Linked DNA regions of Mus musculus: regions 1 and 2 are each linked to region 3. Evidence: chromatin loops called from intact Hi-C (ENCODE). Cell type or tissue: heart. All regions are shown on one strand. Each heading gives the region's core, and the rest is flanking DNA. Links, peaks and the distances in the headings are about the cores only.

Region 1 (10,934 bases), core at 2,059-10,058, 320 kb before region 3:
TTTGCAAGTCCAATGGGCCTCTCTTTCCAGTGATGGCCGACTAGGCCATCTTTTGATATATATGCAGCTAGAGTCAAGAGCTCCGGGGTACTGGTTAGCTCATAATGTTGTTCCACCTATAGGGTTGCAGATCCCTTTATTGAGCAAATATATTAACTCAAAGCCCTACCCCTCTAAAGACACAGTCCCTCTAACAAAACCACACCTCCTCCAATAAGGCCACACCTCCTAATAGTGCCACTTCTCATCAGCCAAGCATATCCAAACCACCACAGTGAGAGAGTATAAATTAAGTGTATATAGAAGAATAGGCTAAGTAAGACTAACATGGCTATAGCAGTAGCCTTGATACTGCTTTTGGGTTTGTTTGTTTTTTTGGGGGGGGGTTGTTTTGTTTTGTTTTTAGTAGTTCAGTAATAATCGTCCTTTTTGGAAACAACAACAAAATGTCAATATGATGGGAATTTTATTTCATATTATGAAAGGGATGAAACAGGGGCTGGAGAGATGGCTTAGAGGTTAAGAGTACTGACTGCTCTTCCAAAGGTCCTGAGTTCAATTCCTAGCAACCACATGGTGACTCACAACCATCTGTAATGGGATCCCATGCCCTCTTCTGGTATGTCTGAAGACAACTACAATGTACTCATATAAATAAAATAATTTTTTTTAAAAAGGGATGAAACAGATACATACTGACTAATTGTATGTCAACTTGATACCAGCTAGAATCATCAGAAGAGGGAACCTTAATTGAGAAAATGCCTCCATAAAATTGGGTTGTAGGCAAGCCTGTAGGGCATTTTCTTTACACATTAGTGATTGATGTGGGAAGGCATAGCCCATTATGGGTGGTGCCATCCCTGACCTAGCAGTCCTGAGTTCTAATAAATAAAGCTGACCAAGCTATGAGGAGCAAGCCAGTAGGCAGCACACCTCAATGCCCTCTGCATCAGCTCCTACCTCATGGTTCCTGTCCTGCCTGAGTTCCAGTCCTGACTTCCTTCAATGATGAACAGTGCTGTGGAATTGTAAGCCAGATAAACTCTTTCCTCCCAGCTTGCTTTGGTTATGATATTTCACCACTGTGATAGTGGCCCTGAGGCAAGTATAAAGCAATTGATAGAAAGAAATATAAACACGGAGGCTGTAAATAAAGTGCAAAGGACTAAATTTAAGTGGCGTCATAGCTGGGCAACATGGAAAAATGGTGATTATTCACCCCACGTGATCAACTGGTGATTAAGATAGGATTTTCCATAACTAGGTTTGGTTGAGCCGCCTGCCCTCAGACCCACCCCACTTGGGATTTTTATAGTTTCAGAAGTGAGAATTATTTTAATATTAGTATATATTGAGAAATATAATAATAGATGAGGGAACAAATTTTGCCCAACTGAGGAGAATAAAGCCATCTTGAAGGGGAACCCTTTGAGTTACTTAAAGTATTAAGAGGCAAGATGGTGTTAATCCAAGCTTCATTGCTAGGGAAATAAAGATACACACACACACACACACACACACACACATATATTCTGGGCAGTGGTGGCACACACCCTTAATCCCAGCACTTGGGAAGAAGAGACAGGTGCAGATCTCTAGTAATTCAAGGCCAGCCTGGTCTAAAAACTAAGTTCATCCCCGGTACACAGAGAGGCCTGGTCTCAAGGGTTGGGGGGCGGGGGGGGGGGGGGGCTATTGCTTGAGTTAAATATGTAGTTAATTCCAGGCATAGTGGTACACACCCTTAATCCCAGCACTCTGGAGTCAGTGAATCTAAGGCCCATCCATCTGGTAAAAAGAGCAAGTTCCAGGACAACCCTTGTCTTTAAATATATATATATAAAAGAAAAGAAAAACAAACAAATGAGCAAACCAGAAGACAAGAGAGAAAAAGAAATAATTGGTTGCTACTTTTGTGGATTGTGGCTTTCACTTGTGAATAAAGGAATGATAGCTAGTGTGCTTATCTCTAATCCGATTCATACTGTGATTGGAGCTAAAATATTCTAATTATAGAAACTGGAAAGAGAGTAAATAACAGATAATGGATGAGTTGGTACAGGAGAGATTTAAACCCATGTGTTCAGGTAAAACCCGATGACCTTCCTGGCACAGAATGAAGAGGAAAGATACCATGGAGACATTTGAACTCTTATGTACAGGTCCAACTCCTGTCATTCTAGAAATAAAAGGGCTTAAACCTCTATAATGTACTCTATGAAAGTAGCGTCTTATCAGACATATTTCTATAGGCATGAGAAAATAATTGCTAAAACGTTGGAACTAAACTATGTCATATACAGGATACCAAGGTTAATAGAAGAAAATATTTTCAGAGTAAATGTATAAATTGGCCATATCCGAAGTGTGGGTGTTGTTAGGTCTCAAACTGGGGACAAATGGCTACCTGAGGTGCCTATTGAATATATCCAAGCAGACCTGGTCACCGTCAGTCCCCACCTATTTCAGGTCCCTCTGGCTGACATACCCTGCCCCCATCCAGCCCAAGGCCTGGGATGCCCTTCCCCCAGCTGTCCTTCCCTATATAATCCAGCCAGTTTGGCTATGCCAGTCCCATTTTAGCCTTTTTTAGCCTTTACCCTCCTGGCCTTTTGGTCACCTGGTCTCCTGGTCTCCAGGCTCGCCCCTCTTCTCTCTCTTCACACCACCTAGCTCAGGGCCATGCGCATTCTGGACTTGCCAAGTTGTCTCCTTCTCTGGCTATGTACTTTCTTTTATCTACAATGAAACTTCACCTCCCTGATACCTAGGAACAGTCATGTCCTCCTTTTTTTTTTTCTTTTCTTTTTTTCATTCAGGTATGATGCTCAACTTCGTAGAGAGAGTCTGTTAAAACAGGGTTTTGTTTATATCTGTATTTCGGCTAGAGAGAGGAATAATAGCAGAGACATTGTTAAAAGAAATATGAAGTCATGACTATCAAAACATAAAGTGCTACTGACAACACAGACACTGCACCAAAAGTTAACCCAATAAGCAAACTTTACACATGTGTTTCAATAATGACTTTAGGGGCCAGAGAGATGGTTCAGTGGTTAAGAACACTGGCAGTTCTTCCAGAAGACCTGGGTTCAATTCCTCACACCCACATGGCCGCTCACACCTGCCTAGAACTCCAGTTCCAGGGCTTCTGACAGCCTCACACAGACATACATGCAGGCAAAACACCAACACACATAAAATAAACATCAATTATATAATAATAATAATAATAATCTTTACATATAAAAGGTCTCAATTATCCAATCAAAAGACACGGGCTGACTGAACAGATCAAGAAACAAAATCTATCTTCTGTCTACAAGAAATATATCTTAGCTTTAAAGACAGGCACTGCCTTGGAATAAAAGGATGAACAAAAGACTCCAATCAAATGGGGCCAGGACACAAGCAGGCATCGGTATACCAATATCTGACAAAAATAGACTTCAAATTAACATTAATCAGAAGAAACAAAGAGGGGCACTTCATTCATCAAGGGAACCGTTTTCAAAAATATATTACTATCTAAACTCAGGGGCACACAACTTCACTAAAAAAATTACTGCCAGATTTAAAGACACAGATTAACTTCAATCCTTTAATAGTAGGTGTTTTTAATACCCCACTTTTCCAGTAGACTGGTCATCTAGACAAAAAAATAAACAGAAAAACATCAGAATTAATTGACACCATACAACGACTGGACTTAACAGATGCCTACAGAATACTCCACCCAAATACCAAACAATGCCCAGGAGTACACTGAAGCTAGGACAGATCACATCCTGGGACACAAACTAATCTTCACAGACTCAGAAAGATTGCGACGACGCCGTGTAGCTCACCTGACCACAAGGCAATAAAACGTGTTGACACACAATAAAATCGACAAGAACTCATGCAGAATGAACAGTTCATTACTAAACGATGGATGGGTAAAAGAAGAAATAAAGAAAAAAAAGTGAAAATTTCCTTGGAACTAAATTCAAATGAAAACATACCACAAGCAAGCCTCTAGGACTGAGCACCGTCCTGGGGGAAATTTATAACTCTAGGTGAATATGTTTTTAAAAAAAGAAATTAGGAAGAGTAAAAATAAGTGACAAATGAAACAACTAAAAAAATTGAAAAAAATAAGAACAAACCAAATACAAACCCAGTCAAAGGCGAGAAATGGCAAAAAAAAACAAAAAAAAAAAAAAAACAAAAAAAAAACACAATAACCAGAGATGGGACTGATGACATAGGAACAAACAAACAAACAAAATCAAGGAATCTAAAACCTGTTTTCTGAGAAAATAAAGAAGACAGACAGGTCTGTGGTCCAACTAACCAAAAGAAAGAAAGAATGAAAGAGAGAGAGAGAGAGAGAGAGAGAGACCTCCCAAACATCTACTACCCAAACCAGGTAAAGATAGAACATCAAAAGCGAAAGAAAACTACAGGCCAATATACCTGATGAACACAGACTGCCCCAAAAGGAAATGGAGTGTGGCTAAGACACCCGATGTCAATCTCATGGCACCTGTGGTTCGACTTTCTAAGTGTGTTCTGTGAGACTGTCAGGCTACAGCTACACAAACAGGACATTTTACAGGACTGCTTGTCTGTAAGATGGGATTTGAATGGTTATAATTTTAAATTCTGCTCTATCTACATCTGAAGAGACCAGTGAACTGTATACTTAGGGATGCTGCATGGAGCCACAGGACACACCCATCAGGTTTCACCTCTGCCCAGGTCACCCTGAGTCCCTTTGCTCATGGGACAAAGGATCAGGAAAAATGTTAGCAGCCCTGAAAGCTGCTCTAGTGTCTGAAAACCGGGGAACCCCTGCTTGGATAATCTCAGTCTGTGATGACATGTGTGCCCCTTCCAACTGCGGCTCTGTTTTCAGACTGACTCTAAAACTAAACCAGGAAATGAGGGTGGTGAAAGAAGACTGACACTCGCTCCGCCAGACAGTGGGTGCTGACTCAGACCGCAGAGGCTGAAACGCTGTTGCAGGTTAAGGGCTGCAAGTTTGCCTGCTCAAACATGAAACAGGTCATTTTTCTTATATTTACTTTTTTCTTTTATGAGACAGTGTTTTGTGATGTATCCCTGCTTTTTGTCATGGTAACCTTCTTTCTTCTTCTTAAGTCCTAGGATTATAAGTGTGGGCCACCATGCTTGGGTCAAAGATATGTAATTGTTCGTGCAAACCTTTTTAGTATACTATAACATCTCTTTGTGTTTAACTATTTTAACCACACTTTACTAAGAACAAGACATTTCTCTCATAAAGCCACATTCTAACTGTCAAAGACAGGAAACTGGGCAGGGGAGCAGCTCTCTTGGCGAATGCTTGCCTTGCGAGCAGAAAAGTTTACGCCTCAGAATCTGTATGAAAATTGGGCTTGGTGGTGATACCCTTTGGCTCAGAAGGTAGAGACAGATGGATACCTGAGGTTCGCCCACAAGATGAGATTAGCTTAATTAGTGAGCCCCAGGCCCGTGAGAGATCCTGTCTTAAAGAGCAAGGAGGACAGCTCCTGGGGAGTGACACATAACATCCACTAACATGAGCACAGACAAGGGAATGATGCCCTGCATCAAGCCTCCAAGACTGTGACAGTTCTAGGCTGACCTGTAGGGGGCAGCATCGCCTCGCTCCTCACTCCGGCCTTCCTTGGGCGTGGCTCCACTTAGTGCCCCAGGCTCTGCAGACAGATGGAGCAGCTTTCAACAAACTGCACTTTCCTGGGGATGGCAGCTGCATTCCCAGCTGCTTCCACTGCTGTGGTTGATCTTCTCCGTCTCTGCCACCTCAGATCACACAAGCCTTTCTGCCGCAGCCAGGGATCGCCTCCTTACAGAGCTCAGGGTCTGTCTGAGAACCTTGCTCCAAATTCTCTTACCCTGATTTTCATTGCATTGAAAGTATCAAGCGATCTCTTCATGCAATTTTAAGCTTGTGAAGGGGAACAAATGCGTTTTATATTCCTCTGACCCACCATCATCTCTGCTGGACAGCGTGAGCCCCTCAGACAGCATGTAGCTTGGTGCAGACAGGACAGGCATCAGTGTTTTTGCTGCTGATCGGGGTGGGGCAGGACAAGTGATAGGAATGTGGAACCAGGGGCTGCTCCATACCTAGGAGTTTCTCCACAGACCCAGTTGCTCCGCAACCCTCAGCAGCACAGATATTCCCAAGCGTCCCACTGTTAAGGCCCACTTCCCAATGTCGGTTTCCATTTACCTTCGAGTTCATGGAAGTTAACCCATGTCTCCTGGCTCTCACTGTCCAGGAGGTGTGAACAGCCCACTCTGTCCCAGGAGCCTTTCAGACCTGAAGGACTCAGAGGAGAGTCAAATGGAGAAGCCCTGGCAGATGTCAGGCATCTCAGCTACTTGGAAGGCTGAGGTAAGAGGAGCCCTTGAGCCCAGGGCTGAAAGGCCTGCCTGTGCAGCATAGATGGATCCATCTCACAAACAAATGAGTGACTAAGCCCAGAGTCACAGGCAGATAAGAGTGGAAAGACCTAAAACCTGGTCTGTTGCTATCCCTTCAGGAAACCTCAGGCCTTGGGGACAGCCAGGTCGCTGAGGGTCACAGTAGGAACACAGTACAGCTCTGAAGCTGGGCAGGATGGGGACTTTCTGTGTCACTGATGCTGGCGTGTGATGTTCTGAGGGTGCCTGTGGCTCTTCAACCTCTGGGCATCACTGTGGTTCCTTAGGCTTGCACTCCTGCATCCCATCATGGTTTCATCATCCTCACATCTCTTGTTCTGTAAGATGCTGCACTGTGTGTTGTAGCAGCTCAGACATCCTGCCCAGAGCTGCCGAGCTTCTTCAAGGAGGACCAAGGATGAGACTGAAGGTCTCTGGGAACCACTTCCTGTGCTCTGTGTTTTACCACACAGCCACAATTACTGTCTTTCTGAGGAGCAGGAAGAAGGCAGAGACCTTGGGTACCATTGGTGCCCTACCCTGTCCCTATGACCTTGTCTCTAAGAGAAGGGACTGGCTACAACATCACCTCATGGCATCCAAGCTGCACTCAATGAAACCGTGGACAAGCAACCCACACCTCCAGAGTATGAGATGCAGGCCTCCAACTCCAACCCAGGTTTGTTAGGTTACATAGCTCTAGTTTATGGGCTCTCTATTTGCAAGTATTGCTATTCTGTCATGAGACCTGTGTGGTCCCACATGACCCCATTGAGGGAGCTTCTATCAAATCGAGCACACACACAGATGAAGGGGCTTTTATTTCCTCTGAGATCACAGGCAGACTTTCTGCTTGTTGAACTATAAAGGACTCAACAAAAGTCACGAGGGCGGGGGGGGGGGGAGAGGTCAGTTCCAAGAGGAAGGCACAAAATTCCAGGGGTCTCACGGCCCCCAGAGCACTGTGTCTATAGTCTCTGTCCCATGCACACCACCACCGTCAACTCTAAATTCTTCTGATGATGCTGTCCTCTGCTTAGGTCATGTTGCCCAGGGCTCAACGGAGGTGTGTACACTACAGGAGCTCTGTGCACGCCCCTCATGCAAAGAGAAAGCTGCCCACTCTCTTGAAGAACAGTGTCACCTTTAGACTCAACTCCCCTGTATAGAAGGCCTGAGGGTTCATGCTCTCATGTGCATCAGGAAGGCATCTAGCATGCGTGCACACACAAACACACACACACACACACACACACACACATACACACACACACCAGAGAGAGGCACATGGTATTTTCTGGATCCCACTGATTTCAGCTGAGCCCCAAGGATGGCAAATGAAATCCTCCAACCTACTCGGGACTGCAGAGGCCCTGAGGTGTCAGGAGCAGCCGCTGAGTGTTCTTTCGTGAAGACTGTGGAGCAGGCTTCTGCTGCAGCAAGAGGATGTCGAGGGTTCAAAATCCTCCCTGGAGGAAGGCTTGTCCTTGGTAGTGAACCACAGCCTTCTCTCTGTTGGCTGCCTCTTTCCAGAGGCTCAGCTCAGTGAACAGTGTTCACAAAGCTGAGTTGTTTTCCAGGTGTGGTCATGATGCTGCCAGCCTGGGCTAAGCCCACGAGAAGCCCAGATGCATTCCCAGCAAATCAACTGGGGCTGCTTAGGGATATTACTGGAGTTGTGGTTCTGAAGAGAGGAGATTCTGATATAACAGACTAAGGATCAGCCTCGGGGGATCGGAACTTTGAAAATGCACCTCAGAGGGGTCTGGAAATCATTTGGGGCCAGGAATTGCTCCTTTATATGATTTTGTATATTCAGTCAATGTTCACATTTTCAGAAGTGTTTTCTTACTAAATATTAATTAAATTAATAAATGTTAAGCTGGTTTTCCTTCCTGGACATTATGATCACTGGGGAAGATGGAAGATGCAGGGGGAGTTCGTTTTCTTTTCTTCTCTCTCTCTCTCTCTCTCTTCAAGACAGGGTTTCTCTGTATAGCCCTGGCTGTCCTGGAACTCACTTTGTAGACCAGGCTGGCCTCGAACTCAGAAATCCGCCTGCCTCTGCCTCCCGAGTGCTGGGATTAAAGGCGTGCGCCACCACGCCCAGCTGGGAGCTCCTTTTCAATAACACTTTTGGGCTGGAGACGTGGCTCAGAATTTAAGTGTGCTGACTGCTCTTCCAAAGCTCCTGAGTTCAATTCCCAGCAACCACCTTATAACCAACCATCTATAATGAGACATGGTGCCATCTTCTGTCGTTCAGGCATATATGCAGGCAGAACACTAAACACAATAAATCTTTTTTAGAAAAATTAAGAAGCTGGGCAGTGCCAGGCAGTGGTGGCACACGCCTTTAATCCCAGCACTTGGGAGGCAGAGGCAGATGGATTTCTGGGTTTGAGGCCAGCCTGATCTACAGAGTGAGTTCCAGGACAGTCAGAGCTACACAGAGAAACCCTGTCTCAATCAATCAATCAATCAATCAATCAATCAATCAATGTACTTGCTGGCCTCTAAAGACTAGATCCTCAGTTGGCCTTGACAGTACAAAAAAAATAAATTAAAAAAAATAAATAAAAACAGATTTAATTTTGGCTACCTATGTGATCTTAAACCTAGCAGGAAAGTACAACAAAGGTAAAAATGATCAGTATGTTTCTCTAAGAGTTCAAAGATGGGATTGTAGTCCTCAGCTGTGATACTCAACCATATGAAACGGTTTCTGGACAGGTATTTCTCTAATGATTCTCTTCCTGATATATATTACGACCTTGGCTCAGCAGTTAGGAGCACTGTCTGCTCTTCTGAAGGTCCTGAGTTCAAATCCCAGCAACCACATGGTGGTTCACAACCATCCTTGATGAGATCTGACGCCCTCTTTAAAAAAAAAAAAAAAAAAAAAAAAGACGACCTTGGCTCACTTCATTCAGCACTAAAGTGTCTGCTCACAGCTGAGAAACGGCTTGCCTTCTTAAATAATGAAGACCAACCTAAAGCTGCACTTCCCTATGGGTCACTCTCCTGGAAGAGCACTTCTCACAGCTATAGCGTGCCTTTCTACACCCTAAGCACCCGTGTTCTCAGATTAAGGGAAGCAGCCAAATACTGGGTCATCAAGCTCACAGGTTTGGGCAATTATTTAGGATATACAGGTGGTTTCCTTAGAACTTTGCAAGACAATCTTATAAAATGACACAGTGAGAGGGGGAGGGGAGAGGGGTGCTGCACACCTTTAATCCAAGCATTTGGGAGGCAGATCTGCAGATCTCTGAGTTCAACGCCAGCCTCCTCTACAGAGCAATTTCCAGGACAGCCAGGGCTACACAGAAAAGCCAAAGACTAAATAGGACTCATTTCTCTTTCAAACTGTCAGTTAGTGGCTGACTTTAACCGATTCCTCTAACAAAGCTTCCAGGTGATTGCACCTTGTGTAAGGGTCTGGCGCAGCAAGCAGCTCATTACGCAGTTCCCTCATCCTTCTACAGGACTCTGGTCCATGGTCCAGGGCGTCTAGGCGGGCCCTGCCCCTCATCACTATGGATCCACAACTCTCTCAAGCTACTTGCTTACACAATGACTGACCCTTCTCAGGTCCTTTACCCATAGAAGTCCCAAGATGGCTCTGCTTTTCCCAGCCTCTTACCATCCCCTCCCTGTATGTTGCTCCTCTTATATCTGTCCCGAGTGTCTGGGACAAAGGACTAGTGACCTAAAAGTCTCAGGTGGACTGGGCCACTCTGGGCAGGAAAGCTTTCTTCACTGATAACTCCTGAGGGAGTTCCTGTCAGAGATCAGGACGCTTCCCTGTTGGTACCGACCACTGTGAGGCTGCAGGGGAACTGACAGAGATGAAATCTTTGTTCCTTTTCTGCCATATAAAACCCCAAGGCCCCAGCACCAGGTACACAGTATCCACTCCCTCAGAGGGACTATGGCCCTTCAGTTGCTGATTAAAGAACAATTCTGGCTCTGGGGTAGGGGGGCCTGTTACCTAGGCCCCATCCCAGACCCATTAAAGCAGAGGTACTGAGGCAGGGGGCTTCAGCTCTAATGCTCTTAAAAGCTCCTCAGTTAACTCTAATATGCAAACAGAGTAAGGGCCTCTATGTTAAACCTGAAAGGACAAATAGGGTTGGATCCTGAGCTGCATCTGGAGGCTGCACTTGGTGGCTGTTTCACTGATTTTTCTGTAGTTATCCAGAGTGTGGATCATCCGGTGTGTCTCTGATGGTGTGTCTCTTATGGTGTGACTCACAGCAGGCCTGTGTCATTCTTTGACTGGAACACTAGTCTCATAATCCGTTGAAGGCTGTCCTAGCCTTCTAGTTTCCCCCTTTGTGACAGTGACACCAATATCTGCAGTTCACAAGACTCATGAAGAACAGAGAAAATTGTGTGTGTGTATGTGTGTGTGTGTGTGTGTGTTCAAGTGTACACATGTAGAGGCCAGAGGTCAAGATATATATTTCACTTACTCTCAACCTTAGGTC
Region 2 (10,934 bases), core at 1,735-9,734, 420 kb after region 3:
CCTGTTAACTCTTTTTCACTGGTGTATATCTTAGGTCTGGGATAACGCCTTGTACTGTGTGATGGGGCCCTACAGAATGAACACCCTGATTCTGGCTGTGGTCTGGTTCACCATGGCCTTAAGGTGAGTTCTATCTCACACTGGTCCCTGGTTTATAATTTGGTCTGGTGCACAGTTTGTCTCAGAGTGGATGCTTTGGGCCACAGTAACAAGCAACTCAATCTAGTCATGTCTCAGAACAGAAACCTCCTCTCCCAACCAGAGTCCCTTAGAGCAGCCGGGAGGGAGGAGTTCTAGCCTCAGGCTAGTCTTATTGCTGCGCTTGCAGAATGCCTACAGGCTTCCTGTGGACAAAACCTTTGCCTTCTTCGTCTACTCTGAGGCATAGCAGACAAATAGAAAATAAGCATGCTGATGGTGTACAACGTAGTCTTCAAGTATACATAAGTTTTGTGGAATAATCATAATGGTGCCGTTCATCACCCCCCCCCCCTCCTCTTCTAACATCAAAGATCTCCTGTGTAGGAGAGTTCAGGTAAGCGCTGACCGTGAACTTGCTGATTGTGAACTGCTTTCTACCATTAGTTGTAATTGTTAATTACTGAGCTTCTGGCTTTTTCTTTTTAAACCAATGGGACCTTTCTCAGAAGCTCTGGAGCCAATATTGCCTTTTGTTCCAGCAGCCAGATGGCAGTCTTCTTTCCTGTTACTGGCTAAGGAAGTGAGATTGGCCTGTGGGTTTTGACTCATTTGGATTTAGCCTGAAGCTGAACATGCCTGTACTTTCCTGAAGGTTGAGGTGTGGATAAAGTTTCAGCTTTTATCATACTTTGTCCAGCAATAAGGAAACAAAACAAAACAAAAAAAGAAAAAACAAGGAGCTAGATCTGGTTCTGCCGGTAAACCTCAGGCGGGCACCCCAGGCTCTTCTTAGCTTCACCTTGCTTCCTGGCTGTGTTATGCAGGATGTGTAAAGCTTTCAGAGGCAGCTCAAAGAGCATCTGGAGTGATCAATTAGGAAGACTGTAAACTTAGATCTGTGAAAGTGCCTTGTTCTATAGCCCATGGGGAGGGAACCTCAGAAGTCAGCTCAGGACACCCTAAAACCAAGTTCCCAGCACAAAGGGGATTTATTGGTCCCAGAGAGACAGAGGGCAGGGACAAGGGAGGAGGTAAAAGAAGAGGGAGAGGGGGAGGGGATCAAGGGGAGGGAAGGTGTGAGGGAGAGGAGGGAAGGGGTATTTGTTCAGTTGGGGTGGACAGGACAAAGGACTGTCTCTGGATAGAGAGAGGACAGAAGTAGCCCATAGGTAAGTGGCAATTTATAACGGTAAAGAGGGAAAACCCATGTTAGGATGAGGTGTCTGATTTAATTGGGCATGTTCATTACATGAGCCAAAGGGGGCTTTTAATTGCTGGATTTGGTAGCTGGACCTTGGTAGTCAACCTCAGAAGGAGGAAGAGGCTAAATAAAGGATTAGACCTTGAGGGCTAGCTGTAGGAATGTAATCTAACAGTTTTTAGAAAGGCCAAGGGAATGGGGAGAGGGCTTGGCCTGCCAGAGACTTGTTTGCCAGGCTTGAGCTAGCCATGGTCCCTTCACTATGACCCCAAACAACTCCTTCACCCCTGAAAACCAATGAAGCTCTAGTGATCTCTGTGATAGGTGCATGAATATAGGTAAATCAATGTGATCCTGGGTGCAAGGGATGAGAATTAGCTCTTCCAGACCCAAACAGGCTGATTATAGAGGAAGCCTATAGAGGGATTATTCAATTCCAACACTTTGGAAGTCAAAGACACTGAGCACTAATATTCAAATCATCAAATGCTTAAAAAGTGAGCTTTATTTATATTTCTTTATGTTGAGTTTAATTTCGTTTAATAGGTAATATATTCCAAATGTAAGAACACCAGGGAAATCTTACCTCTGCTCCCTCCTGTCTTCCACCCATTCCCTTCTGCCTCCAGCATGCATCTTTTAGTTCCTGTTTTTTCCTGTTCTCTGTCTCTGTCTCTCTGTCTCTCTCTGTCTCTATTTCTCTCTCACACACAAAAATGTAAGCAAGTATATATTTGTATATTTATATATTTGTGTATATATATATATATATACATATATATATAGTTTCCCAAAGTCTGTGTATATATGCAGGTATTTCCCAAGATTTGTAAATATGTGTAGCTGTTCCTCAAGGTCCCCATAGCCTATGCAGATGCTTTGTTCTTCTTTTCTTATTCAAGGAAAAACACTTTGCATTTGCTTATTGTAGTCAATGATATGTACCCAGTATCTATCCACGCTAATCAACTAAGGTTTGGGTTTCCCTCCCTCCCTCGAGCCCCCCCCCCCCGCCCCGTTTTGAGATAGAGCTCACGTAGCCCAGGATGGCTAGAATTTCACTATGTAGCTGAGGCTTTCCTTGAATCCTTGATCCTCCTGTCTCCTCCTGCTAAATCTGGGATTATCAGCATGTCCTACCATCTGTGGGCCTTCCTCTTTGAAGAGGAATAATATGTCTGAGTAGTACCCCACACTACCTCCTCCATCACTCGTCATTAGCCAAGGCTCCCTTGTAAGACTTCTGGGAGTTTCCAGATCTTTGCTATTGTGAACAGTGCCACGACGTCGAGACCGTGGGGTATGCAATTGCACTGGGAAATAAAGGACCCACAGCTTTTAGTGCTGAGATTCCCGAAATAATCTGTGGCCTGGGTTCACTGGGGCTGCTTTGTCAGTGAACTAGATTCCCGGAAGTGGCATTCAAGGGTCAAAAGAGATAAGCCACCAGAAATATTTTTAGGCAGCAATAAGCTCTTCTCCACACATGCTTTCCCTGCTATCAATAGAACAGAGCATCTTTGCTCTCAGTCAGATAAATGTTGCTTTGATGTAACATCTGAGGGTTTGGGGTATAATTTATATCACTCAAAAGGAGAGCTTTAAAAAATAATTTATATATCTCTATGTTTGTTTCATGTGTATATGTGGTATGTATATATATGTACCCCCCCCACACACACACACTCTCTCTCTTTCTTTGTGTGTTTGTGTGCACATGGGCAGATGTGCATGGAAGCCAGACATTGAAAGTTAGGTATCTTCCCAGATTGTTTCCACATTATTTACTGAGGCAGGGTGTCACTGAACCTGGATCTTGTTGATTTTGTCTAGTCTGGCTAGCCAGCTTGTCCTGGGGATTCCCTGTGCTTACCTCTCCAGGCCATCTTGTCTACCTATGATTTATGCTGGAGCTGGGGATCTGAAAATCACCCTCAACCTTGCACAGTGAGCACTTTATCCACTGACCTCTTTGCTCAGCCCCCTTCCTCTTTTCTGTCTTTCATCTACTCGGGTTGTCTAAGTGCTGCCGAGTCAGCAGTGCGGAGCATGCGGTCCTCACCCAGTGAGAATATCTTTACCGTGTCTCCTTTTACTACAGTTCTGGCTTTTGAGTTAAGATCTGTTTTCTATAGGTTAGAAAAGGGCCCACCAGTCCCTAATCTACTGGTAGGCTTTGTTGTTGTGAGCTTTTAATCAAGTGCATATCAGAATATCATTTTCTTCCGTCTTTTAGGTGTGCTAATGTGACGAATTTTGTTTTCCATTTGCTAATAATGAACCAGATTACTACATTAATTGTGGTCTACAGTAAGTCATGGATGCAGATTCCACTGCTGAAAGAATGAGCCAGTCCGGGGGGGCCTTTTAGATTCTCCTCCTTCTCTCTTGCAGTTACTACGGCCTGACGGTGTGGTTCCCCGACATGATCCGCTATTTCCAGGATGAAGAATATAAGTCTAAAATGAAGGTGTTTTTTGGTGAGCACGTGCATGGCGCCACGATCAACTTTACCATGGAAAACCAGATCCACCAACATGGGAAGCTTGTGAACGATAAGTAAGTGTGCAACCACGGGCTTCCCCTGGGCCTGAGTGGCAGTCAATGGGGTTCCCTTGGAAGAGAGCATTGGGATGCTGAGAGCTCGGTGTACTAAGGATGGACTCCAAGGATAGAGTGGCCCTCACAACCCATCCTTACTGCTAGAGATACTATAGTCCCCTGAGGGCTGACTCTGTACTGTACCCACCCCTGAGGTTCCCCCCTTGTGCCCTGACTATAAGATAACATGACATTTGGTAGAAGGTGACCAATGTGTCTGTCTTTTCTGAGAACTTGATCCTTTGATGAAAGGGTACTACAGAAAGCCACATTCCATCTGGTGCCACTGGGCTGAGCGTGTCCTCTTTTGAGCTTGAACTGTGCTTAGCAAGCTCCTAGGATGTGACTGTCATTGTGTGAGTGACCACGGGCTTTGCCATTGCACTGGGAAATAATGGATGCACAACTTTTAATGCTGAGGTCCCTGAAAACAAAAACAAAAACAAAAAAAAAATCTGTGGCCTGGTCGTTGAGCTTTCCCTTTGATTCTGGAAGCTTCTCTGTGCTATTATGAAACTCATTTTTGTTATTCTTCATATGATACTACCTCAGAAGGTAGACCAGTATGTTCTGTGGTCAGTGGGAGTCTTGTTCTTAGGGGAGAAGTCACTGGAGTTTTAGAAAGGTTCTGCTTATGTCTTTGTGAGGTTGCTCAGTTCATTTGACTCATCTCCCTCTGTACGGGACAAATGACGTGGAGAGTTTAGACTGCTGCATCTCCTCTATGAGGCTGCCCCCTGGAGGTGAAGTAGCAGACAAAGGCAGGACATATGATAGGCTCCAGGTCATATTTTTCTCCAGGATAGCATGGGCCCCTTGAAGTTGCCCTCTGAAATTGTACCTAGTAAGGTCACTGAGGTAAGTGGTGGGTGAGTGACCATAGAATTATGCGGAATTTCTGGAGGTGCTATGGCTTAGACACATCGCTCCCAGTGCCATTAACTCCCTATCCACCACATTATCACAAAATTGGCACTGTCACGGGGTCCCCTCTGAAGCTGATTGAATTCAAAACGTATCTGTCTTCATGGACAAATTTGAAAATTTACCATGCTTTTGTCTTTTGTGTTATGCTGCCACCTGGTGGTCAGAACATAACAATACCTCTTCTTTCCAAGCCCCAAGCTGTTGATCCTCCTAGGCATCCTTTTTGTCCTGTATTCCCCTCCACCCCCCCGCCCCGTCCCCCTGCCTCCCCGCCCCCCCCCCGCCCCATGACATCATGCACATGTTGCTTTAAAATGTAGACGAAAATGCTTTATTTTACTGAGTAAACACATGGCGAAAATGAAGGGCCTCAGACTCCCTCCGTGTACTGTAGGTCCCACTGAAAGCCAATCCTTATCCTTCCGAGAAACCTTGACCTCAAGAAGAAATCAAAGTGCACAGGCCACTTTTGGCCCCACGCCAAGAGATCAGCCACTGGTACATTTTATGGGACATAAGTGCTCTCTGCATTCCAACATAGTGTTTGCCTCAGAGTTTGTGAGATTTTCAAATTGCAAGAAAGGCAAAGGATTAAATTCATATTTTATAATTCTTAGCCAAAATGCCAGGTTAGGTTACCCTTACTAGTAATTAAGAGAAAGATTGGGCTCCCGTCTGCGTATGTATTAACTAAGTAGCTAACTAATTGATGGGACTGCTTCAAGGAGACAGCACCCGCTTGTGAGTGGGTTAGTGTGGGGAAGGATACCAGGGAGAGGTGCCTGATTCCTGTCTGTGAGAGTTCAGGAAGCCATGACCTGATTTCCATTTTTCTTTTTGGCAGAAGGGAAGTTGAAGCTGTACTCTGAACCCTTGGGGTTGGGTTTGCAGTGGGACTGCACCTCCATTCACAGAGGTGACTTGCCATTGAGGAATAGAAAGGCTTTTTATTAAAAAGTCATATGAAGTCAACAGGGCTTCCATTAAAGGTCAGCTGCGAGTAGCTCAGAGTGCAAACGAGGCTCGTGATTCACCATTAAATGAGGTTGGGAGCATGGCAGGAAGCAGAGGGGGAGGCAGAGTCAGGCAGTGAGCAAAGGTGGATCCCATGCACTGCGTGAAAGGTCACGATGCCACCAGGGTCCCTTTTTAGTAGCACATAAATAAGATGTGGGTTTTAACACTAATGGTGGCTAATTTCAATATAGTAAAGTCCCTTGCAAATGCCAACAGTAGGTGGTGAACATAGGCAATTGCCGCAATATACTGGGCTGTCCGTCTCACAACCTGCACTTGAAGGTTACCGTTCACATATGGAACACATATTAAACTATGTGGTAGAATTTCTCAGTACCACTTCTTGCTTTGTGTGGGTCACGTATACATTCTTCTTGACAGTCTTTCTGGGCACTTTGTAATTTTTGCTGGGCACTGAAAACAGGATCTCTTTCTCCCAATAAAAGGTTTATGATTGCAAATACATAAGAAACCTGTTGACTATCGGAGGCTTATTTTGTGCCTAATTGAGCTCCTAAGACTCTTCTTCATTATTGGTTCTGTAATCCTATCACCTTTGAAGAACTATTGCCTTCTTTTTATGGTGGAATATTCTGTACTTTGAGAGACTAGGGAATAATACAGACAACACTATTTGGGGTACTCAGCCTTATAAACCATAACGTCTAGGTCATTAGCTTAGGTTTTAAGTACTCATTTTGTGAACCGTGTTTCCTTCTTGTGAAGAGAAGTTACTTGGAGTTGATGCCAGCACCTCTTACATATGAAGCATGCACTGTATCATAGAACAGCGGTTCTCAACCTGTGCTCACAGCCCCTTTGGGGGTTGCATATTGGCTCTCCTACACGTCAGATATTTACATTGTGGTTCAGCAAGGTTACAGTTATGAAGTACCAAGGATATAATTGTGTGATGGGAGTCTGCACATGAGGAGCTGTATTAAGGGGTCACAGCATTAGGAAGGTTGAGAAAGACCGCTCTAAGCTACGTTCTTCAGACCACCATTGTCAGGAGTTGGTGCTATATATTTGTGCATGCCTCTGTGTATTTTCCAGTGTAATTCTGTATCTGTAAGCATTGCACGACAGTCTTCTGTATGTGTCACGTTTCAGCTAAAATATATAATGTACATTAATTGTTATTACGATTGTTTTTCTGAGACAGGGCCTTGTGTAGGCCAGGCTGGTCTCAAACTTGCCTTGTAGCTGAGGATGCTCTTGGATTCTTGATCTTCCTGCTTCCACCTCTGGCTGGGATTACAACTGTGCACTTCCATTCCTTGCTTTGCACATGCTTATTATACAACTTCTTTTTGTTTGTTTAGGATCACACTCTTTTCAAAATTCATGTATTCTGTGACAATTTCATAAATGCACAAAATAGATTCCAGGCACATTCACCTCCCTCCATCCCTTACCCCTCTGACTCCACTCCCACTATCATCCCCCTCCTTACCAGGTCTCTATTCTAGTTTCGTGGCTTTTCATTTTGATTTTGTTTTTGCATGGTGACTCACTGGGTGTAACCTGGGCATGTGCACAAAGCTGTCTGTGGGAGAGTGACCAATCACAGAGGCCACGTCACTAAGGACAATGGCTTTCTGTCACCTAGAGCCATCAAGTGCCTACAGCTCCCATAGGGAGGGCGGGGCTTGTGGATCTCTTCTCTGTCTGACAGTTTATGGATCCACTCTTTGCCGGACCTATTCAGGTAGCTGCAGCTATGGTGATGGCTAGCATAGCTACACAACTCATTTTTTTTTAAACTTGAATTTCATCTCATGCATATGCTACTATCTATCTATTCTGTTGCTGGCCATTTAGGTGACAATTGTTCACCATTACAATAATGTTGCAAAAAATTATCTTTATGAGAAAGAGCTTTTCTCGCTAGAGTAACTGAAGGTAAAATTCCTGAGTAGGAAGGGTCTTGCTTAGATATGCTCACATGAAAACTCTACTTCCTCTATACCAGTGGCTCTCAACCAGTGACAACCTTTCGGGTCAAATGACCTTTTCACAGGGGTCACCTAAGACCATCAGAAAAACATATTTACATTAGGATTCACAACAGTAGCAAAATGGCACTTATGAAGTAGCAATGAAAATACTTTTATGGTTGGAGGTCACCACAACATGAGGAATTATATTAAAGGGGAGTGGGCAGCATTAGAAAGAGAACCACTGTCCCATATTTTAAATAAAACTTTTCTATGTACATGTTGTATTTGTGTGTGTATGTGTGTGTGCGCATGTGTGCATGTGTACATATGTACATGTGTGTGATGTGTGTTGGGGGAGATATGTGTGCCACAGCATGCACAGGACAACTTGGTGGAGTCAGTTTTCTCCTCCCACTTTTATGTGGATTCTGGGGATTAAACACAGGTTCTTTTTTTTTAATTAGATATATTCTTTATATACATTTCAAATGTTATCCCAAAAGTTCCCTATACACTCCCCCTGCCCTGCTCCCCTACCCACCCACTCCTGCTTCTTGGCCCTGGCATTCTCCTGTACTGGGGCATATAAAGTTTGCAAGACCAAGGGGCCTCTCTTCCCAGTGATGGCCGACTAGACCATCTTCTGCTACAAATGCAGCTAGAGATATGCGCTCTGGGGGTACTGGTTAGTTCATATTGTTGTTCCACCTATAGGGTTGGAGACCCCTTCAGCTCCTTGGGTGCTTTCTCTAGCTTCTCCATTGGAGGCCCTGTGTTCCATCTTATAGATGACTGTGAGCATCCACTTCTGTATTTGCCAGGCACTGGCATAGCCTCATACGAGACAGCTATAACAGGTCACTTCAGCAAAATCTTTCTGGCATATGCAATAGTGTCTGGGTTTAGTGGCTGATTATGGGATGGATCCCCAGGTGGGGTAGTCTCTGGATAGTCCATCCTTTTGTCTTAGCTCCAAACTTTGTCTCTGTAACTCCTTTCATGGGTATTTTGTTCCCATTGAAGTATCCACCCATTGGTCTTCCCTCTTCTTGATTTTCTTGAAACACAGGTTCTTAAGTTGTATAATAAGAGCCTTTACCCGCTGAGCCATCTCACTGGCTCCTGCTACAGTTTTATCTGTCTGCCTATCTGCCTGTCAGTCTATCTGATGTGATTTTTCAAAATCTTCCTCCTTTCAATATTTTCTTCCTCCCTCCCCTCCAAGGCAGGGTTTCGCACTGTAACAGCCCTGCCTGTCTTGGAAGTCATTATGATACAGACTAGGGCAGCCTTGACCTCACAGATATCTGCCTGCCTCTGTGTTCCAAGTGCTGGTATTGAAGGCGTGGCCCCACACTTGACCTTGACCTTGTATTTGTTACTTATCTGTGTGTGTGCACGACACTTCTTCCTTCTCTTTCTTGTGCTTCTGGTACCTTCCTCTGTGAACTTCTCAAGTTATTGTTTTGTTTCCATATTTCTTTGGGAAAATCATTCACCATTATCTCACATATTTATTCTGACAAATTCTGTCCCCCTTTCATCTTGAATTATGAATGCTACCTATATTAGATTGTCCTGTATGCCCTTGTAGTTTTAGATATTCCTTTCTGTCTTTATTTTTCTCTGTGTGTATTTGATAGTTTCTTTTGAATTATGTATAATTTCAGCAATTTATTCTTTTCGTTATGACATGTGTCCTGGTGAGTCTATCAAACACATTTTTTTTCAAAAAAGAATATTTTTGATTCAGTTTTGACAATTTCCCCTATATGTATATACTGAATTTTGATCCTATCCACCTGTATTTTCCCCTATGCTCCCTCTTGGCCTCCCCCAATACTGCCCCTTTTCACCTCCCTCACCCCTCCTCTTCTCTTTTGTTTTATAGCCCATTAAAGTCAAATTAGTGCTCCCTGTATGCACATGGGTTTGGGACCATCCACCACAGCATGGACAGCCTATTAGCAGGTGGGGGCATACTCATGAAGATAAATGACTCTCCCTCCCCTACCTCCTTAGCTAGAGTACAGCCTCAAGAGCTCCTCTCCTATGTATGCTGAAATATTATCGGCTTGCTCTTGTGTTGGGAATCGTGGCTGCTCTTAGTTCCTGAGCATAACAGTCCTGCCACACCCCCTACACAGCATTTCATGGCACTCTTCCTGATCCTCAAGCTCTTACATTCTTTCTGTGTGCTCTACTGCAGTGGTTTTCTGAGCCTGGGTGGTGACTGGATAGTCTAGCCTCTGTCTTGGCAATGATCACAGTCAATTATAATCATCAACTCTTTCTGTAGAGTCAGTCTTATGACAGTGACACTACTAGACCACAAACACGAGGACTACATTGGTATGAATATGGTGTCCTTTATATCCCTTGGTGGACAAAGCGTTAAGTCTGAGAGTGACTGAAATAGATTATCCCAATAATGATTCTTTTCTAAAATTTATTATTTAGCCTTGTTCTTTGACAATTTCACACATGTATAAATTGCAATGCATTCAGACCACTCTCCCCTCTGCCTTGCTTACCTCCCTCACACTCCAACAACCCTTCTTCACATGTTCAAATCTCTCTGCTTTGTCACCTACTGGGTTTAGCCAGGATTGCCCATATAATCACAGATTTGGGACTATCCACTGGAGCCTGCTGGGGTCAGCAAAGTTGTCATAATAATTTTGTTCCAGACTCTGCATTACCAGTGGCTTCTCTTTCCTTAAGGGAATAACATATACATTGTCTTTTGCTAACTCACTCCCCAACCTCAATCACTGTACTTAGAGACAAGATCTTACTATATAGCCCAGTCTGTCCCTGAACCCGTAATACTCTGGGATTGAAGGTGGGTACCACTATACCTGGGTTTTGTGGTCATGTTGCTTTCAGCCTCTGAACCTTCCTAATGAGAAATCTTGAGATGACTCAACGTACAAGTTAGATATCGGAAGAGATGACCTACAGAGAGACTCATAAAATGTGTTGGTCCTTTCTCCTTTTATCTTTTTCCTTATAACGTTAGCTTTTTATAACCCACTTGGAGACATATTTTAAGGTCTGCCTGCGTCAGATTCATTTTTGATTTATGGCTCAGCTTTCTTAGC
Region 3 (10,934 bases), core at 1,880-9,879:
GTATACAGCTAGATCTCCATCACTAACTGCTACCTCTGTAAACTGGGCCCTGAACTCAAGACCATGCAGGTTGTCCTTGCTTTCACACAACTGTCCCTTACGAGGGTATATAGATAAGTAAATAATACAGCACAGCATCTTGGGCACCAAATTTGTTTCTTAAACAGTTAATATCATTTGAGTGTGTGGAAGATGAGCAAGCACCTACTGCTGTCACTTTCTGAGTGCCTGCTGCAGTTTGGAACTGAACTATATGCAATGTGATACTACTGGGTATTCTTATTCCTAGTTTAGCGATGAGAAAAGTATTTACTTATTTATTTTATGTGTGTGTCTAAGTGTATGTATGTGCACTATATGTATGTAGGAGTCTGAAGAAGTCAGAAAGGGCTTCAGATCCCCTGAAACTGGAGTTACAGGTGGCTATGAGCCATCAAGTGGTGCTACAAACCAAACCTAAGTCTTGTGCAAGAGCAGTAAAGCACTCTTAACCACTGAATCATCCCTCCAGTCCTAAGGCCCACAGAATGCTTATTTCAATGTCTTGTCTGAGAAAAAAATTAGAATGGGTCACAATTCAAATTCAAGCACAATTCCCAAACCTTTATTTTAATCCTGAAGTAAAGGCCAAAAACACAGATGAAAAAAAAGTGGTGTGTGTAAATGTGTATTAATTATCAATAGAAAAAAATTACATAAATGAAATAGCAAACCATTAGTAAACACCAAAAGAGATGTTAAAAATGAACAGAGAGGTTCACTTAAAATATTTCCTATTTCTCTTTAACAGTCTGTTATTAATGATACTAGTGGTTGGGAAAAATAAAAGTCTTTTGAAGACAACATAATCTGGACAAGATATAACTGTTAGTCTTACTAATTAGTTAAAGCTAGTTTATATAAAGGTAAGAGTCTTAACTGTGTGTGGCACACCCCTTTACTCAGTGAAGCTGATGACTATGTAAGCACATACTGCTCTGCCAATGACTCAAGTTCAGTTCCCAGCAACCCTGTCCAGCAGCTTGCAACCGCCTGTAATTGCAAATCCTGGGCGATCTGCCATTGCTGACTTGCAGGACAGCTGGACTCTCATGCATATATACCCACACACAAGAACAAATAAAAGATTTTAAAAAAAAAAATCTGTTACCAAAACATTTCCTTCCATGTATCTTACTTTATTTCAATTATTTGCTGCTAGTACAAGTTCTCAGTCTAGGTCTACCTAATAAGGTAACTAGTAGAAGTTTATCTGACACAAATGTGTTCATTACTTTCCCTTTCATTCTGTTCTCATTACTACAATCTTAGTGATTTTCTACTATATTAGTTATTACTGTGCTATACAGGGGCAAGGAACATACACTCACTATGGTGGATGTGGAGAGAGTCTCTCCTTCAGTCTACCATGTGTCATCGCTTCTCAGCCTTTTAGCTAAGATCACGTGCAGTCTACCATGTGGGGTTGTGGAATCAAACTCAGGTCATCAGGCTAGGTGATAGGGCCATTTTGTCTACCCTCTATTACCACAATCCTCATTCGTTCTTCTTAAATAGTACTTAATTACTGAAGACTGAGTCTATACATTTATACATTATACATACACAAGACTATGGCCCATGATGCCCCAGGCTCAAGGCAGATCATTTAAGGCAGACACACAAGCCCAGAAGATGACATCACAACACAGCTTAGTAACAGGAAGCACTAGTTTGCATTTGCACTCAACAACTCTTTAACGTGGTTAGCCTATAGCCCTCAATGGTTGTTAAGCCGAACCCGAAATATTTCATATTTTAAAAAGGAACCTTAACATGCTGCACATAAGTGGATAAGTCTTATCCTTTCTTCTCACAACAGACATGGGAGAGCATGTGGGTGAGTGAACCTGAGGCTATAGAGACAAGACAATTCTTGCTCCTTTCGGGCTCACAGTCCCTTCCTTCAGGGAGAAGATCCATAAAGCTGTACGTACCTACAGCTGAATAAGAGGCACTGCAGGAAAAACAGGATCAGGGTCAGGAATTAAGAGAGATCTTGACATGACTGAGCAAAATAGATAGAAAGGCTTCCCACAGAGTTATCTCAAACAGGTCACTAAGGGGCCCAAAGACACAAATTCTGTTGCTCGACTTAAAATTTCTTCTCAAACAATGAATTGTCAAAGGTGGTAAGGGAGGAGATGAAAGAAATTACAGACTAAATCCAGTTGTACAGGAAACAGCTGTAAAATCTGAGAAGCTGTAAACACTAGCTATGACAGAACTTTCACCATGCCATGTAACAACAGCAAACCTGAAATAAATAAACTTTCCATCTACATGAGCTATTCCTTATATTGAAAGTTATCCCAAAAAATAATACCACAAAATTTAATTATGGGACCCAAATTACAGGAGAGAGGGAGGGAATGCATGTGTGCTCACACACAAAGCCTCCACTCCTCAGGGGCAGGGTATTTGCTACCACGCAGGACGCTCAAGTATGGAATGCTGACTCTAACAGTCTGTGTAGAAGGAGCTTGAGGCAGTCAAACGAAATCAGATCATAAAATGTAACCTTAAAGGGAAAATCCCCTTGTGGGGGGAAAAGATTAACTTAAAAAAAGTAGGCTGAAGTGTGCACGAAGCAGGGGGGAGAAACACTTTCATACAAAGTGTGCTAAGAATGGTAAGAAAACTTTCCTCTGAAAAGTTACATTTATACTGATTCTTGATGGCATCAGGTCAGAGAAAAGAATGGGGCAAGCAGAAGGCAAGCACAAACTCAGCATCAACAAGGAACAAAGTTCAGTCAGGAGACACAAATACACACCAATGGGAGGCAACATAACTTTGGAGTGCTTTATATGGGGGATTTGTTTGTTTTACGTGTGGTGTTAAACCACTAGGAGGAGGGGCAAGTAATGCAGAAACATGATTCACATTTTAAAAGAATTCCAGTTCTTATGTGAGGGAAATACTACCGGACAGAAATTACAGAGAGAGGAAGGTCACTCGGGAGGCTGTGGATGCCTGCACACACACCCCTGCCCCCCAGGAACACACACCTCCTTCCCATCTTTAAAAGAGACCTGATCCAAGTGCCAAGGAAAAGAGGCAGTTCTCTATTCCTCTAGCTCATTCCTACTTGGCAAGCTTTGTGTGCAACCTGCTCCAGTCCACCCGTGAAAATACTAAGTGAGAAGCAACATGCCACAGAGTCTCCAGTCATAGACAGGTGGGCCAATTTCTCCTCCTAGAAACTGTGGCCCAGTCCTGCAACTTACTGCTTCTTGGCCTCCCCTACAGCCAATGATGCCTGTCCTCAGAAGCAGTGAAGTCTGATACAGGGAGCAGGGGTGGAGGGCAGGGAAAGCAGGCACCACTGCCACTACTCTAGCCAGTTGCTGTTGTATGTATGGGTGGACATCTGTTCTCCAGAAGCAGGCTGGGATCTGTCACAGAGATTTGCACTGTAAACCATAATACCGCCCCCCTCTCCTTAGGCTTTGAGTGGAATCCATACCAACTCAGAAAGACTGGAGTCTGAACTATATATGGCAAAAGGAAGTTGGACTCAAGAAAGGGGCAAGCCTTTCTTTTTGTACCATACAATACCATAAAACAAGTTTCTGTTTTAATGCTAATGTCCAGATACTAAGATGAACAGCCTTTCTCTGAGAAGACCAAGGCTACGAAAAAGGTCAGAACAGAGTCTTTACCATGCATGATTGACCTCAACTCCAATATAGGGGTAGGAAAATGTTTTCTGTGGGCTATATAGTAAAAACTTTCAGCTTTTGGGAACATATCTGATTACTCTCACAATTACTCAATTCTCTTTTTGAAACAAGGATAGTCTGGCAAATGGCTTATGTGGTAAATCTGGTACTTGTGGGAACCCTGCCCCTTAATCCTTTCCCTCTCTACACAGACCTTTACCAGATCCACAGAACCCACAGGTTGGAAGAAGAGAACCTACTCCCACAAACTGTCCTCTAGCTTCCAGACTCATAGTTCCCCTCAAATAGATTAATAAAATTAAAAAGATATAACCCTGTTTCAATGAAATTTTGTTTCAGAAAATAGATGGTAGGCAGTGATTTACAGGGTATACGACTGTAAACTCCTTGTCTAAAAACCTTTTGGGGGAAAATGTGACATGGCTAGTGCTGAAGCATAGGCTGGGTAAGAACTCTACTGTCCCAGCCAAACCCCTGTATTGGCTTACTTAGGTGAAACCATGCTATGTGTTCTTCAGAATGGACGGACAGAAAAGTCTGCATATATTTTAGTGAAGTTCACACTACCTTGCCCCTGGCCAAAGACAATCAGAAACACATGAAGAGTTAGTTCCTGACAGAGTAGGAGTCACTCAGGCAAACAGAAAAGTAACCAAAACAGAAGCTATAACCTGAGCAAGATAGAAAGAAAGGGAAATAAATAAGCCAGCTATAGAACAGAAAGATTATTAAAGAAAGCAAAGAGCATGAATCTTTAAATGGGGAGCTCAGGCAAGAACTGAATAGACAAAGGATACATCCATTCAGAGGACTTGAAAGGATGTATGCAAAACCACAAAGTAAATGAAATGGCACAGTCATGAAGCAATGTGCCATGGCTTGAGGATCAGGAATCCATTCTCCAGGACCACAGTTCCCAGTCCATCGGACACTAACAAGGGTGGCCATGGAAAGGCTACATCTCCTGCCCCATGCAAGTCTACACATCGCTGGAAAAGGTCACATATGTTCATCGTGCACGCTAATGATCACCATCCTTCAAGAGTGTGGGGATGAGTAAGAGCTTTCCCACCCCGCCTCTCACCTGCCTTGTCCTGCTTTACCTCTCCTGTAATGATATGACTCATGATTTTAACATATATACAGTATACTGATGTACAGAATTTTAGACAGCATATTTATCTGAGTTAAGGGCATACTTGTTTTATTCAATGCAGTATCAGTGCCTAAGCGTGATTGTAAGTGCTCAATAATGTTGGCTGGATAAATGAATGCCTAACTCTACTCTGCAAATCTCTCTCCCCAATTTATCTTAGGTTAGATAACTGGATGAAAAAAATCAAAAGATCTAAAATATAATGCTATGAGGATGAAAAGATTTCAGCTCACGTCCATAAAATGACAGTTAAAAAGAACCAAGACTCAGAAACACTCCTGATAAGAAGACATAATAGGATCTCCCCTGTCCTTAGTACCAACTCTCTTAAAGAGAAAGTGCTCAGACACATTCCAAGAGCCTTGGGTACAGCCCACTCCCAACTAGCAAGCAAAGCCCTCAGCTTTACTTAAAAGCACCTCAAACAACATAAACAGAAATCAACTGAGGAATTCACTGATTTTACTACCAACTAGGTCATTGCAAGTACAGGCTTGGACTGACTTCACTGGTAGAAAATATTATACAGTTTCTTTGATGTTTCTATTTTGCCAGATAATGACAATGGCCAATTAAACCCACTTAGCAGTCTTCCTCTTTTAACATGTTCTCGGATATTCTAGTTAAAAGTCTCCCTCTCCTCAATGTAAACAGAACTCAGCTCACACAGTACCACTACTAATAAAGTTGCTACTGTCTTCCAGCTTCGAATTCCGCGTCACCAATACTGAAGCAAATTCTTAGCCATTTGCAGGCTTCACTTCTTTGGGCTATTAGACAAAACCAGTAGATGGCGCCCAATAAATCCACTTCTCTCTCCCAAACAAGAATTTTGAGATTTAAGATGAAATGGAAATAAAATACAAACCATTTTGAATACATTTAATGTGTGTAAGTGTCCCCTACGAGAGCAGCATTCCTCAAGTTCTAATCTTCCAATTCTTTCTGTTGCTGTACACAGCTCACTTTAGTTTGTTTTTGCTAAATAAACACAGCTAAACTGGATGGAGAGTGTTGGATTTAGATCTCTGGGGCACCCCAAGCTACCCTGAGCAGTCTGCTATCCCGGCAGACCTCCATTCTCCTGGCAACCTCTCTGCCCACCTTTACCAGGACTGTGGATCCTGAACCATACAGGTTAGCTTACCTTCCCCAAGCCATCTTCCCTGCTTGGTGAGTCCACTGGGTACCCCCAGCTGCCCTGAGCAGTCTGTTATCCCCAGGAGGACCTCCATTCTCCCACCACCTCTCCATCCACCTTTATCAGATCTATCTTTCTTTTTTTAAAGCAGTGTCTCCTCTCTTAGAACCGTTTCATAACTACGTGGAACGGCTACAATAATTAGGTCAACATGTAAAGAGACAGTCTATTCTCCCTTCTTAAACAGGATCAGATATTTGCTTAAAGTGCAGAAAACAAAGGTTTTTGTTGTTGTTGTTGTTTATTAATTTTCGTTTAGGAAAGCTCACAGCTGGTAGGTAACATCCGTCTTCCTTGACTCTCCACTCCTCTCCTCTTCCCCTCCGTGAGAGCAAGCTACTTAAGCTGTGCTCTTCCTACTCTGCAGCTGATAGAAGGGGGCAGACCGGCTCGAGTATTGAACTCAGCCAGATCTCAGTTATCTACTTGGTTATGAATTATCTTTCCTTCTCCAAAGTCATCAATGAAGCAGTTCAGAGAACCTCTAAGTTAATCCTCCACGTTCTAGAAGGCACAGAAGACTCTCCAAAAATCTGATCAGGCACCCAATGAAGTCAGAATAGATATTTATTGCTAACTTTGTAGGGACTGACAGAGACCTGGTTTGGTTCTAATTCTGTCCCTTACTAGCTGCATGATCCACCAAATGACACAGGTGCTGTGACACTGTCTCCCCCTCTCTAATACAGAGTAGTCATTTCATGAAGCTATTAGGATTACAAAAGAAAATTAAGTAGGGAACACAGCATACTATATAAGTACTACCAGGCATGAAATAATCAGAGGTGTATATGATTACAACTACAATATACTTTTCTGCCAATCGCTTCTGTATGTGTATATGCACTAGTGTGCATGAACATTTGCACACACACAAATATATCACATCTGAAAAAAAAAAGGCAGTATTCTCAACTATACTATCCAGAAAAACTATGGTTTTCAACCTCAGTGTAGTATGTCTTCAAACATCTGTCTCTCTCTCCTAGTCAAGAAATAAAAACAGTTAATTTTGAGTAAGATACAAACAATGTTTAATCATGCCCATAGATGTGGCAAGAATAAGGAATGTCACCGAGATCTAGAAAACAGATTTAGTAAGGGAAAGATAAAATTGCAGACCTAGCTTCTTAGGGTTTGCTCCCTGGATTTCCTTAATACAAGGATGAACTAGACAACGTCAGCTAAACCTCAAAATAGAATTTTGGTACACCAGAGATGCCTCCCAATTTTATGCTCATTAAGAGTAGGTTATGTTCATTCCTGATCTTTAAACTAATGCAAGATAACAAAAATGGTAGGAAATGAACCCACATCCAGACTGGTGGGTCTCATGAACCAAAAAAGGAATGTACCATTGCCCAAGCAGTAAGATAAAACTCACATTTCCTTCTGTGGACAAAACAAAGAGAGACAGCTGAGAATTCCACCCCAGCTGCCAGATGCTCTGTATATCACATGGGGTCAGCAGTTAATCCAAACAGAGTTTTGTGAAGGGCTCCAAGGATATACAAGAGCCAACAGCTCTTTCTTGGTTTAAAAAGGAGTAAACAGAGCCAGGGAGATAGGTTAGTGAGTAAGGGTGTTTTCACCCAAGCCTGCAGACCTGGCTGGATCCCACTGGCCCACACATTAAGAAAGAGAATTAACTCCTGCAAGTTGGCCTCTTGACATCTATGGGCATACTGTGGCACTTGTGTGCTTCCATACACATAAAATAAATAAATAATGGATGAATGGATGAAAACATAAATAATTAATTTTTAAGAAAGTGAACAAGGAAGCTGGAGATGGCTAGAGGACCTGAGTTCAGCACCTATGCTGGCCATGGGTGGTTCACAGCTGCCACAGCTCCAGGTCTAAAGGATCTGATGCCCTCTTGTGGCTTTTTCAGGCTTCTGCACTCAGTTGACACAGTCACACACACACATAAATAAAGGTTTTAATTAAAAACAAATTGATGGTCTCACTTTCAAATGACAAAGCATGTCTCAAAGAAGCAATGGAAAACTTCCATCCTCAAGCAAACACACTGGTAACTTTAAATATAAATCCTACCCCAATTTCTTCCTCCATAAAATGAGAAAACAATTCCTAATTCACTGCTTTGTCAGAGCAGTAGAACAAGGTTACTAAGAAAGCACACACAGAGTTCCAAGTAAATAACAGATCCAGGACAGCAGCTTGGCGAGAACTCGAATGTATGCTCAGCCTCACTCTGTAGTTCCTTCTCACTAAAGGACCCACCCCAGGGGTCAAAACAACGGAACACTCTGTCACTTGCTCCAGATCACGAAGTTCTCCTGTGTAGTTTCATCTCTTAACTGATCTTCCCTTTGAGGACATAAATCTTCTTGGGATAATCAAACATTACTAACCATTCACATATGGGGGCAAAGCTCTTTTCCGAGGATCACTCGGAATTCCACTAGAGAACATTAAACAAAAACTCCCGTGCCCATTTTGTGCAAGGCTCTGAGATAAAGCACAAATAAGAATGGAAGCAATAAAAAAAAATTTTAAGTGCTGCCCTCAACCTTACAAAGTATCCAACAGAGTAAATGGGGAAAATGCATACACAAAAATGCATCTGAAGTGTTTACAGTGTTCTCTGCAGCATAGCTGAGACAAGAGAGGCGTGATAGATTCCACAAAAGGGTGAAGCATAAGGCAGAACACCAGAGACAAATGGCAGGAAATTAATCCTGAAGGCTAAATGGTTTGGTGGTAGGAGTGTGTGTATTTGGGGGCAGGAGGAGGTGATGGTGTTTCAAGGCAAGCAACAAACAGTACATTTGGAACTGACTTTTTACCTGGCATTCCACCAACTCAACATAGCACCACTCATAGTAGGGATCTTTAAACTTAAAATGCTAATGTCAAAATACTGCTTGCATTTATGCTGCATAATTTATATAGGCAGTCTACAGACAAATAAAAAAAAACCTATGGAATCAGGTCTATTTGCATCATGGTCCATATTGCTTCCATATCTACATCCACACAGGAACCTGTGCAAAATTCAAAATGACATTTAAAAAAATTACTGCAAAACAAAACGTGAACTGCTAGCTCCAGTAACAAAGCAGTCCTCTGAAAGTCACCATTACCAGTGATGTGAGGTAACTACACCAGAGACAAATTGCAGGAAATTAATCAATAGTATGCACCTTAACAGTGACTTCAAAATCTATTAACAGTCTACTCAGAAAGCTGGCCTTAAAGAGAAGTTAGGCACTTGTCCTTTTGAAATAACAATCTACATAACCATTTTTTGTTTATATGTGATGGGTTGCTTTATCAGCCATGTTGGAAGACATTAACCAACCCAAACTGCTCTGATTTAATTCATCAGGGGCTTTTTTTGTTTGTTTGCTTTGGTTTTTTTTTTGTTTGTTTGTTTGTTTGTTTGTTTGTTCGAGACAGGGTTTCTCTGTATAGCCCTGGCTTTCCTGGAACTCACTTTGTAGATCAGGCTGGCCTCAAACTCAGAAATCCACCTGCCTCTGCCTCCCAAGTGCTGGGATTAAAGGCGTGAGCCACCACCGCCCGGCTTCATCAGGGGCTTTTAAAACTAACCTTCTTGTCCAGTTGGTTCATGACTAGATTTTAGTAGGCACCAGGATTACAGGATTCTGGTTTGCTGGCCCCAAGCCCAACATTTACACGTCTGAAGTGGGGTGTTCTCGAAGCTATCCTTTCTGAGGGTCCCCATCAGTTCTGCAGCATCTCCTCCTGCTGTCTGTCTAGAACAAGCTACTGCTTGTAGTACTTTACCAGTCAGTCATGTATTTGAGCCTCTGTCTCCCAATCAAAGAATTCAGTCCAAAGCTCCCATTCATGTAACAAGTACTTCATAATACCCACTTAAGTGAATTAAGCATACAGAACATTATGTTTTAATTTCCAGTGCCCAGCAAGACTCCTCTTCAAATGCTAAATGGAAAATTTAACTCCCCTCATTGTTATCTGAAAGCTTAGGAAACACAAAGCTATTATAAAATGTATCCTTTAAATAGTCACCAAAAAGCATCTTTGTTAGTTCTAACAAAGCCAAGAAAATAAAATGTAAAGCTCAAACCACTGGAAACCGGTTAGAAAGTCCAACAGATGGAACAGAAATAGTATTTGCCTTTATAAAACCATACCATGGAGCAACAGTTGATTTCCTTATACCTTCTGAAACTATTCACAAAGTACTGTTATTTAAATATAATTCTCAGATCTGGCTGGCCAGTGCCCCAGACAGTGAAACACTGAAGCAAGGCCTACCAGAAATATACTGTTACAACAGATAATCCACTTAAGAGGTCAGAATGCTAACAAGGCTCAGGGTACAAAATGTAGCCTAACTGTAAAGTGAGTCAAGATTCTTTTAGTTCCGGTATGGAAACATGTTTCCCAGGAACAGGAGTGGGAGTGGGAAGGGGAATCACTAACAAATTGGTCCTCTTTCCTACTGAGAACATTTAAGTACAGGTAACCTAGTTCTATGGTTCTTCCCAAATTTGTCTTACGCAAACTGCATTTAGGAATTTTTTTTAAGTGGTTCCTCTTTTTTTTTTTTTAAACAAGTTCCTCTCTCTGAACATAGTATCTGCATAGGCGCTACCAAATGAGGATTCTAATGGCATTTAGATGGAAATCTATTCTAACTATCACGGACAAGCACATCAATCCAATGGACAAAGTGCACATTGTTAGGAGGCTGAAAACAAATCCAAAGTGGGAAAAGATCCAATGTGGAAGCCCTAAGTCATTCCACCTCAACACCCAGATACAGATCAAATGGACCAGGTCTTCTGAGCCTATCTAAGACCTGAACACAAGTCCACTGGGGAGGCTGGCTGGC

The links. A loop is a pair of places that touch in the nucleus more often than their neighbours do. Peaks named below come from ENCODE experiments on the same cell type or tissue, not always from the same donor. Only the 100,000 strongest peaks of a DNase experiment are listed, where the experiment ranks them.
Region 1: a loop joins it to region 3, with 3 times the contacts of the local background. A loop is called at or near these places in 7 of 42 quality-filtered maps.
Region 2: it touches region 3 in a loop (4-fold over the local background); 22 of 42 quality-filtered maps call a loop at or near these places.

Annotation. Positions count from the first base shown.
Region 1 is chr7:75,875,593-75,886,526 of GRCm38, reverse strand. No RefSeq gene overlaps it. Among named protein-coding and RNA genes, the nearest start is that of Klhl25, 33 kb to the right of the region's middle. In heart, for the core only: a CTCF peak has its summit at 5,645 (motif pointing right); a DNase peak (open chromatin) is centred at 5,686.
Region 2 is chr7:75,129,265-75,140,198 of GRCm38, reverse strand. Sv2b (synaptic vesicle glycoprotein 2 b) reads left to right here. Exons shown (of 13, transcript NM_153579.4): 8 at 35-123; 9 at 3,737-3,901. Among named protein-coding and RNA genes, the nearest start is that of 4930533N22Rik, 100 kb to the right of the region's middle. In heart, for the core only: CTCF peaks have their summits at 4,808 and 5,009 (motif pointing left); no DNase peak of the experiment used is centred there.
Region 3 is chr7:75,550,865-75,561,798 of GRCm38, reverse strand. All of the region lies in intron 2 of Akap13 (A kinase (PRKA) anchor protein 13), which reads right to left. Among named protein-coding and RNA genes, the nearest start is that of Akap13, 100 kb to the right of the region's middle. In heart, for the core only: CTCF peaks have their summits at 5,664 (motif pointing right) and 7,973 (motif pointing left); DNase peaks (open chromatin) are centred at 7,578 and 8,318; H3K27ac peaks cover 1,190 bases.